Linked DNA regions of Homo sapiens: region 1 is linked to region 2. Evidence: read pairs that join two places in POLR2A ChIA-PET (ENCODE). Cell type or tissue: B cell. All regions are shown on one strand. Region 1 overlaps PIP4K2A (phosphatidylinositol-5-phosphate 4-kinase type 2 alpha). Region 2 has its middle 9.4 kb from the start of PIP4K2A.

Region 1 (5,000 bases), 51 kb before region 2:
CCGTTATGGCACCACTGTACTCCAGCCTGGGCAAAAAACAAAACCAAAAACAAAACAGTATGATAGCCAACACACTCCTTAAGGTCCACCTGACTGACAAACTTCTTCCATATGCAAACAGCTGTGACCTTCCTTCTATGGGGTGTTCACTACAAAGACAGGGGTTCATTTATTCACCCTCTTACTCGGCAATTCTTTATTGCATACGTACAGGGCATCAAAATCGATTCCAGGGGCTAATAGTGCAATTAATAATAGTAATTTCAAAAATTTTGTCTCACCCATATCGTCTGCATTTTCCATAATATGTTATTTACATAATTTTAAAGCTAATTTAGTAAAAACTTATATATTTCTCCATAGTATTCAAAAACAGTTCACCACACACCCTAGAAATATTTAAAAATACTGTAGCCTTTTCACATATTACAACCAGTTGATATGAATCATTACAAACACTTGATTATCTCTTTGCACTAAAAATTCCTGCTATGGACAGTAACGTAATTCTAGCTTTTTTTAAAAAACGGCAAATGTAAGTGTGACACTAGAAACTATAATTTGATTGCAATTATAGTCACAGCTGCAGTGAGCACAAAGTTCCTGGAATAAATTGGCTCAGAGAAGAAAGAGCAGAGAAGCAGTCATCATATTGGCATCATCCCATCGGGCATCCAGTAACTACTGGCTATGATGTAAATGCCTTTCCCTTCACTGAGTACCCAAGAGACACTGTGGTAAATCCTCATGTTTCTTAGTGAAAAGCCAGGGAAAGCGAACATATATTATATACATATAATTCACACACCCACGTCCACACATATATATATACCTTTACATATATTTATATATACACACACATATATCAGTCTAAAATATTATAGAAATAGCTAATTCAACATACTATTGACTGCCTTTGGCAATAAACCATTATAGAAAGAAATATGAATAAATAACAATGCAGAGAAAGAAGTGGGAAGAAAGACCTGGTAAGCCTAAACTACTAGTCTCTTCTGGGTGGAGAGAGTACACCTGATGAATTTTTAAAAAGAGCTGGCACTTATTAATGACTTGCTCTGGTCAGCCACTGCTCCGAGGAGTTTGCCTAAACCGTTTCACTGAATCCTCAGAATCACACTCCTAGGGTAGGTCGCTGGAAGGTGGCAGCCTGATGCCTGGCACTGCGATAAACAAGACTGCCCACCTGGGTCCTGCCACATGGGCCACATGGAGCTCCGAGGCTGTGCGAGTCATTAGGGGCATTGTAAGAGAACACAGGATGCTGGGAGGCAAAGGGGTACAACCAGATCTAGGGGGCCCTCTCAAAGAAATGTCATTTATGTTAAGACTTGAAGAAAAGGTTACTGAGAAGACAGTTTTCACTATTAATTGCCTGAATTTTCTGATTTACTTGGAAAATACACACACACACACACACACACACACACACGTGGTCTAGGACTCTCCTCCAAGAATATTTTTCTAGCGAAATGCAGAGACGCTGTTGTTCTTTCATGAAGTAGACAGGCCCATTACCACTAAGAAACACAAAAAATGTCTGGACTAGCACCCACTGAGAGGAATAAATTATTAAAATAACTAATAATATAATATTTGTTAATGTGAAATAATTTGTTTTTGGCAACCAATGTTTCAGTCTAAGTCAAAGCTATTAGACAAATATGCAGCTATATTTTACATATAGCCCCTAACAACAAAAACAATATAAGGTATATCATAACCTGAAGCACTGGTTCTTCCTCCAAAGACTCTTTGTAATTCTTATCCTACTACAGAAAAAGACCGATGTACAATAGGCAGTTATTGTTAAATGAAAAAAAGGAGGCCAGCTATCTAACACATTTAATGCCGCTACATCATGAATAATATATCAGCATCAGCATCCTGAAAACAAGGTTCCCTCTGGCTGCCCTGACAGCTCTGGGTCGGGGGGACAGTGTGGGGGGGGATTGTTGGAGGCGGATGAGATTAAAAAACAGAATCCAATGCACTGTCCTTGAACAATGAACTATTCACACCTTCATAACCACTTCCAAAGAATTAAAAAAATGGATAAAGAGATTTGTCTATAGTGATTTAATCTGGATAACACGCCCACTTCAGTTTCTGATATGTGCATATTTCTTGCTAATGCTGATTTTTAAATTACAATACTTGAATGTCACAGGTGTACTTGTGAATATATACAGGGATAGGGAAAACCCAGCCAGATCTGTGGGGCATCTGCACACAAAGGGCATGGGAGCTGGTGAAGGGTCAGAGAAAAGAGAAATGAATATTTACGTCCAGAGGAGATGGATGCAGAGATCAATTCCAGAAGGGCCTATTAAGAAGGGGTGGAGAAGCACAAACGCCTGGACAACCAGACAGACGCAGAGAAAAAGACCAACAGATACAAATCTGATAACTCACATGAGTCACACCAACCGTAATTTAGGATGTCCTTCTTCAAAATACTGCCAAACTCAAGACAGTTAATACCCAGCCCTCAACGTCCTAAAAAGGTGAGCAGCAGGTTAACATGTCATTCTCCAACAAGCAGCAATATGAAAGCTTTCCAGAAAATGAGTGAGTTCCTGAGAAGCCTTCTAGTATTAACAGAGCTTCACTTCTAGGTAAGGAAACGGAGATCCAGTGATCTCTCTCATTCCTGCAGCCTCATTTCCTGTCTCCCTGTCCAGGGCCACTTCCTGGACAGGTGAGTGCTCTGAACACACTTGGGGTCTATCTGCCTTGCTATTTGATAACCTCTAGCCAGAATGCCCTACAAAGCCCCTGATCCCCATGGTTATGACTTCTACCTAATTCAGGCATCACCTCCTCCAGGAAGTCTTTCCCATTACTTCCTGCCAAGGATGGTTTGGGTTCCTTCCCTTACATCACAAAATACTCCATATACATCTCTAAGCTGTCTTATAATTATGCTTATCTCTGTGATCCTCCAACTAAACTGATTCCTTACAGGAAGGAACTGGGTTTTATTCATTTTTGTATGCGCAGGACTCAGTGCAGGAAAATGCAATAAATATGTATGCATGAATTAATTAAAATGACCACAACAGTCAAAGGTAGACCTAGAACTAGAACCAGGTGCTCTGGCCCTGGCCCGGGGTCTTGCATCAAGCCCAGGGTATATTAAACTCAAAGTAGCATGAGACAACCAGAAAGACAGTTTAAAAAGAATAAAAATTATTCTAATACAATTTAAACATACACCACACACAATTCCAAAACAACCATAACTTCCTGTTCTGCTCCTGCAGCCCCTCAACACCAGGCTCTTCTGAGGAAAAAAAATAAAAAATAAAAAAAATAAAAATCCCACTATTCATGTAATTGTGGACTATTACATAATAGGAAGATAGAAAGCACTATTCCCAACACAGCCAATAATAAACTAGACCCTTAACAAAATGACTGACAGTCCTTATAATTTTAGCCTAGAGAGAATAAAAAGGGATACTATTTTTATTCATACCACTATTTAATCCTTTTTCTTCAGTAATACACTGGATGGCACTCATTTCTATGGTTAATTATACGGTCCCTCAAACAGAATAGGTTTTTCTTTAGCTTTGTTTTACTGAATTCACAGAGCCATCCCAGAGGAATATTACAGCCAAATAAAAAGTCATTTTGCAAATGAAAGCTCAACTTACTTAACTTACTTTCTTCAGCAATGTGTGTGTGTTTTTTTAACCCCATTGTCTTGGTTATACACAGAACCTTTGCTTTTCTTCTGCTGCTTTCTCCTATTTCTAATTTGGTGTCATATCTATTTCATGCAGACTAACAACCAAACATTTAGCCACAGGGACACAAACTGATCATCTTGGACTTCCAGCAACCAGCAGACACTGTCTTGTGCATGGTGGGTATTCACAAAGCATTAACTAGCCTTCATATCAACACTGTTCTTCTCTAATAATAACCCCTTTTGGCTTGTATCATGTTCTTTTGGTGAATTCTCCCTCCAAAAACACTCTTTCCGTATATACCAGACACTGTGACTCCTAAGAACCATGCTGTGGTGATCAGAGAAGAGACAAGAGACAAGACACTTGGGAGCAAAAAAAAAAAAAAAAAAAAAAAGAAGACCAGACCAGCTGTTTCTCCTACTCAAAGTTAATTCCAGCCATCCAGTTACACATTCAGCAAATACTTATTGTACATCTACTTTATGCCAGTCACTATGTTAGGTGTAGTTCTTTAACTCTTAGCTTTAGCTGACAATAGGTAGAAATGTTATATTCTTTATAGCACTGAAAATATATTTGAACCACTAACGAATTTTGTTTTACTAAGAAATTTCCAGCCAGGCACAGTGATTCATGCCTGTAATCCCAGCACTTTGGGAGGCTAAACGTGGGAGGATGCTTGAGGCCAAGATTTCAGGACCAGTCCAGGCAATATTGCAAGACTCAGTCTCTACCAAAAAATAAATAAATAAATAAATAAATAAATAAAACCCAGCCAGGAGTGGTGGTGTGCCTATGGTCGTAGCTACTCAGCAGGCTGAGGCAGGAAGATTGCTTAAGCCCAGGAGTTTGAGGCTGCAGTGAGCTATCATCATGCCACTGTACTCCAGCTTGGGCAACAAAACAAGACCGTAGGATTCTGTCTTTAAAAAACAAAAAAAAGTCCATCTATATTTTTCATGGGCAGCTAAAAGGTAGCCAACGTAACTATTAATCAAAGAGAACTTACTTTATTGCTTTAAGAGGGCACAGCTCAGAACAGTCATCACTGATACGTGACATCTTTCTGGCCCTTCATTCTTGTAATTTACATATCATTCATTCAATGTTGATTGGTACATTGACTAAAAATTGGGAACATTTGTATTCATGTAAGAGTGGAGATAGTAGCAAGCAAATGAAATTCTTCTATCCCAGGTACCATTACAATGACATATTACCTGATACTTTTGCTTTATCTCTTAGAACATTGTTGAGGAGAAGCCAGGCACGGTGGCTCAC
Region 2 (5,000 bases):
CAGGGGTGCAGTTAGGATTATGGATGATTTTTAAAATATATTTCTGCATTTTCCAAATGTTATAAGATGCATACGTGTTACTTTTATAATTTTTTTAATGCAACTATCTTTCCTAGTTAAATAAGTAACACAGTAATGTCATTTAACATACTAACCCAATTCCAATAAGAGACCAGCATTTTCACTTGCTCCTTGCTATTTATAATAGTCGTTGTATGATTTAGGCAATGGCGAACTAAGCCTGTGGTGAACATTTTCCTATATGTAGGAAAAAGGGAACCTCCTGTGTTCGCAAAGAGTCCTTATGCAAGTTTACAAATTGTTTACCCATTGGGCATCATCTTCCCAATGCATACAGCCTATGCGTTTTTCGGGGACCTAGAAAAAATTTGAGATGTGAAAACAAAAATTTTGATTACAAAAGAAAACTGCAAAAGTGATATCAATAATAACATTTGACTAAATGTTGCCATTTATTAAATTTAAATTTAGTATTTAAAAAGTCATTACGTATATAAAGAATTTGTGAGTTAGCTTTTCTTATGTTACAAGTATGCATAATGATTGATAAAAAAGATAGTAAATAGTCAATCAAAAATTAAATGTTTGGCTGGACGTGGTGATTCATGCCTGTAATCCCAGCACTTTAAGAGGTTGAGGTGGTAGGATTGCTTGAGCCTAGGAGTTAGAGACCAGCCTGGGCAACATAGGGAGACCCTGCCTCTATAAAAAATAAAACATTATCCAGTCATAGTGGTGTGTGCCTGTGGTCCCAGCTACTCGAGGGACTGAGGTGGGAAGATCACTTGAGCCTGGGAGATTGAGGCTGCAGTGAACTGTGATCAGTGGCACTCTAGTCTGGGTGGATTGAGATTCTGAATCTCCAAAAAAAAAAAAAAAAAAAAGGCATAGCTAAACATTTTTAGAGCAAAATTATAAAAATCTTTTCTAATTTATTTTACAGCAAAAACGTTGAATTAAATGTGGACTGTGAATGCATTTTCATATGTTTGATACGCTGAAGGGTTGGAGCCTCCAAAAATAAGGATGCCCAGCCCTTAGGAGAGTTTTTTAAATGGCTGCCGGGAGGAAAGATTCTATTCTTTGTAGATCAACAAGGTCCAGACAAATTGGTGTGACCTTCAGACCTGAAGCCAACACTGAATGCCAAGACCAGAGGAATTAGAAGATTTTACACTTGATCTTAGCCAAAAGGCCAAGAAGCAAAGGAATCAGAAGATTTTAGCTTGAGCCTTTTGCCCTGGGCAAGGGAAAAGTCCAGAAGCAGGAAGCAAGGAGAAAATTCAAACTAGCTTCCCTGCCTAGAGCAGTGCATAGTGGAAGATCTCAGCCACACCTTCATTTGTGCCTTTTTTTTTTTTAGCTCACTGCAGCCTTGAACTCTTGGGCTCAAGCAATCCTCTTGTTTCAGCCTACCAAAGCGTTGGGGCTCCAGGCGTGAGCCACCGTACCTGGCCTTATTTGTGCTTTCCGCATTCCTGCAATCAAGGGGCACTCTTAATTTACATGCCTACTGCTCTTAATGGGAAGGTACCTAGAGGGAAATCTCACCTAAGGTCTGCTTTCATGGAGTTTTTAAATTCTAAAATATAGTATACACTGTACTGATGCTACACTGAAGATAACCTAGAGAAATAATTGATGTGCATATTTGAAAAGCATCTAAAAAAATATGACTTGAGATCAGCGTAAGAAAAGGATCACAGTCTTCTTCATGCTGCTGTGTCCAGTGGTCAGGGATGGGGCAGTTCCCAGGGTCTCCACTGCCCTCGAGAACCAAATGGAAGACACAGAACAACAGCTTTGAGAGTTAGCCAGGGACTGCCTTGCTTTCCCGGTAGCGCTGAGGGTATGAGTTGGTGAACCCTGTGTGGTTCCTGTTCATTAACCCAGGAGGAAGAATTGAGGTAGGTGAGAGGAACAAGAGGTCCCAGAGAGATTCCTGGTGCTACCCAGGCTGTTTCCACTTCCTCCTCACCACTCTCAGTTCCTGAAATTTGCGGTTGTAGCCTTCAGAAGCAGCCCCAGAACAATCACTCAGGAGGCCCCCACTGCAAAGGCATTCCTAGATCCATCTGTCACCCATACCTGTGCTCCCAAACTTGGGGAGCCTATCCAGTTTTACCTCAGTTACACAGAAGTCTGCAAACCCACGGAACCCTCTCCTGTCACGTGTGCAAACATCATGAAATTCTAACCCATGAGTTTTCTTTTTTTTTTCTTTTTTCTTTTTCTTTTTTTTTTTTTTGAGACAGAGTCTCGCTCTGTCGCCCTGGTTGGAGTGCAAAGGCGCAATCTCAGCTTACTGCACCCTCTGCCTCCTGGGTTCAAGCGATTCTCCTGCCTCAGCCTCCTGAGTTCTCTTAGTTTTGGATTTGAGTGCCTGATAGAAAGTTCTGGGTATTTTCAATTAGTAATCTGGTGCTCATCTTGTCACCCTCAGACATGGCCCTAGTCAGTTTCGAAAGTCTCATAAAATCTCAGAAGCGATGGAACTGGGCTTGAGGGTTTTTTAGACTCTGAAAAACAGCTTTTCAAAAAAACACCCTTCCATACTTTTAGCACTAGCTAACATTTGAGTGTTGCACTAAAAGGAAGTTACAGATGAAATCGTTGTTACATAAAATTCTAGGTCTGAATTTTAAAGATGGGGAGTCTTGATTATTCACAATATTCATGCCCCTGGTTTGTGCTTTCACCTTAACTATGGGATGGCTCCTCCTTAGAGAGTTGATGTCACAACTAACTTTCAATGAAGAGTCCTGTTTTTCCTTTACTAACTCAGGCTTTTTCCATTTTAGTTTTCAAATTCAAATTTTAAGTAGGTCATATTACTGGTATTTAAAAACTTGATAAACTAGAACTCAGGGACTAACTTGAAATCAGAGGTACGTTTATTACCATTTTTGCTCATTCATTCGTCACATATGTGTTGAGGTCCTAGAAGATTCTGAGCATAAAGGTGAGTAAGACACGTCCCTTGCCCTTGAGGGGTGCATAATTAAGTAGGGAGGATAAAGCTGCAAGCCAGCCATTTCCAATGCAATATGGTACCTTCTATAGCAAGACAATAGAGATAGGGCTGTAAATGCTTAGAGGGAGGAAGAAGCACACGATTAGCATGTGGTGTGGTGGCTCACATCTGTAATCTCAACACTTTGAAAGGTAGAGGTTGGAAGATCACTTATGGCCAAGAGTTGGAGACCAGCCTGGGCAACATAATGAGGCCCTGTCTCTACAAAAAAATTTAAAAATTAGCTGGGTGTGCTGGCGTGCACTTATAGTTCCAGCTACTAAGGAGGCTGAGGTGGGAGAATCACTCGAGCCAGGAGTTGGAGGCTGCAGTGAGCTGTTAGCTATGATCACGCCACTACCACTCCAGCCTGGATGACAGAGCAAGACCCTGTCTAAAAAAAAAAACAAAAAACAAACCCAAACAGCACAGAATGGCATCATAGACTAAAAAGGGAAAGTCCCTCCTCCCTCTCCTCCACTCCTGCTTTCCATTTCTTAGATCTTTTCACTTTCCCTCCAATCCCTTCCCCTCTGTTTATATCTGAGTGGGTCAGTTAATTTCTATGTATTTACACATATATGTACATGGACTAATATATGCTTACTTTTTTTTGTTTACTATTTTTTCCCCTGGGTTGTGATCCTCCCACCTCAGCCTCCTGAATAGCTGGTACGCACCACCACATCCGGCTATTTTTTATTTTTTATAGAGACAGCGTTTCGCTATGTTGCCCAGGCTGGTCTCCAACTCCTAGGCTCAAGGGATCCTCCCACTTCAGCCTCCCAAAGTGCTGGGATGGCAGGCTGAACCACCACCCCTCGCCATATGTTAGCTTTTTATGTAAACGGAAATATACTGTACATATTATTCTACAACTTGCTGCCTTTTTACTCAACACTGTGCCTTCGAGATCTTTCCATGTCAGAGTAACAGGGACAAATCTTAATTATCACAAATCTCATCCATACGAAATTATAATTTTCTTCATCCATCCTGTACTTCATTTTACCATTAGCTCAGTTGCTAGCTGAATAGCAGAGGACTTGATCAAGTCTCTTCTAGATAAACTTGGTCAAATTCTGAGTTTTCCTTAGCCCCTATTAGGGAAATACTTAATGAAAGTCAAGTCCCCTCCTGCTAGGAGCAACCTGGGATGGGGGTAGGAGGCTTATGTATTGTGGCTTTGGGATGGAGACTGTGGATGTGTTTTTGGTCTGTTGATCTCCTCAGATTCCCCCCAGGTAACCTCCATCACACCATGGTCTCTTCCACCGAGGCCCCTGTGCTCTGGAAACTTCTCAGCTTGACTCCAGTTCCCTGTGGGTCTACCCTTCCCTCTCAGCCACCTCTGCCTCCCTGAGAGATCACAGGGATTTTGGGCTGCCCTTGGCCCTTCCTCCTAGAACCTCAGTCAGCCAGTAACATTGCATGCTCTGGTCCTGCTCTGGTCCTGCTCTGGTTCTTCTCAGTGGACCTCAGCCTCCTGGGACAAACCTAGTAATCAAGGTCTAGGTCTGCTCTGATGTGGGACACCTCCCGGCCCACACCAGGGCTGATTCTGCCACTGTCCAACTCTCAGAAACTCTCCCAGCTGCACCCAGAGTGTTCCCTACCTCCCCTTCTAAAAGGCACCACTGACCATCCAAGTATTCATCACAATCTATCATTTAAGAATAAGCTTTATGCTCAAAAATCCTTTGGGTACTTGGCTTTTGGCCATACAGAAAGCTTTTGTTCTTTTTTATTTTTAAAAGGTCAGCTCTTGCAAGGAAAAACCTTGTCTTCCAAGACTATTATCTTCAATAGAAATAATAGTGGCACCTGCTAGAAATGGTGTTGTGAGGATTATGATTAATAGAAAGCATTTGCAATGGTGCCTGGCACATAGTAAGTGCTCAGTAAACGTTACCCTTTCTACTCATTCATTTAGCAAATGTTTATTGAGCATCTGCTATGTGCCAGA

What was found. ChIA-PET counts read pairs that join two places held together with the same protein. Peaks named below come from ENCODE experiments on the same cell type or tissue, not always from the same donor. Only the 100,000 strongest peaks of a DNase experiment are listed, where the experiment ranks them.
Region 1: POLR2A ChIA-PET joins it to region 2 with 6 read pairs; 14 of 35 experiments call an interaction of 5 or more read pairs at or near these places.

The regions. Positions count from the first base shown.
Region 1 is chr10:22,670,326-22,675,325 of GRCh38, forward strand. The region is part of intron 1 of PIP4K2A (phosphatidylinositol-5-phosphate 4-kinase type 2 alpha); the gene reads right to left. Among named protein-coding and RNA genes, the nearest start is that of PIP4K2A, 42 kb to the right of the region's middle. In B cell, no CTCF peak of the experiment used is centred here; no DNase peak of the experiment used is centred here; H3K27ac peaks cover 354 bases.
Region 2 is chr10:22,721,499-22,726,498 of GRCh38, forward strand. No RefSeq gene overlaps it. Among named protein-coding and RNA genes, the nearest start is that of PIP4K2A, 9.4 kb to the left of the region's middle. RefSeq lists an enhancer at 1,773-1,882. In B cell, no CTCF peak of the experiment used is centred here; a DNase peak (open chromatin) is centred at 1,993; H3K4me3 peaks cover 1,254 bases.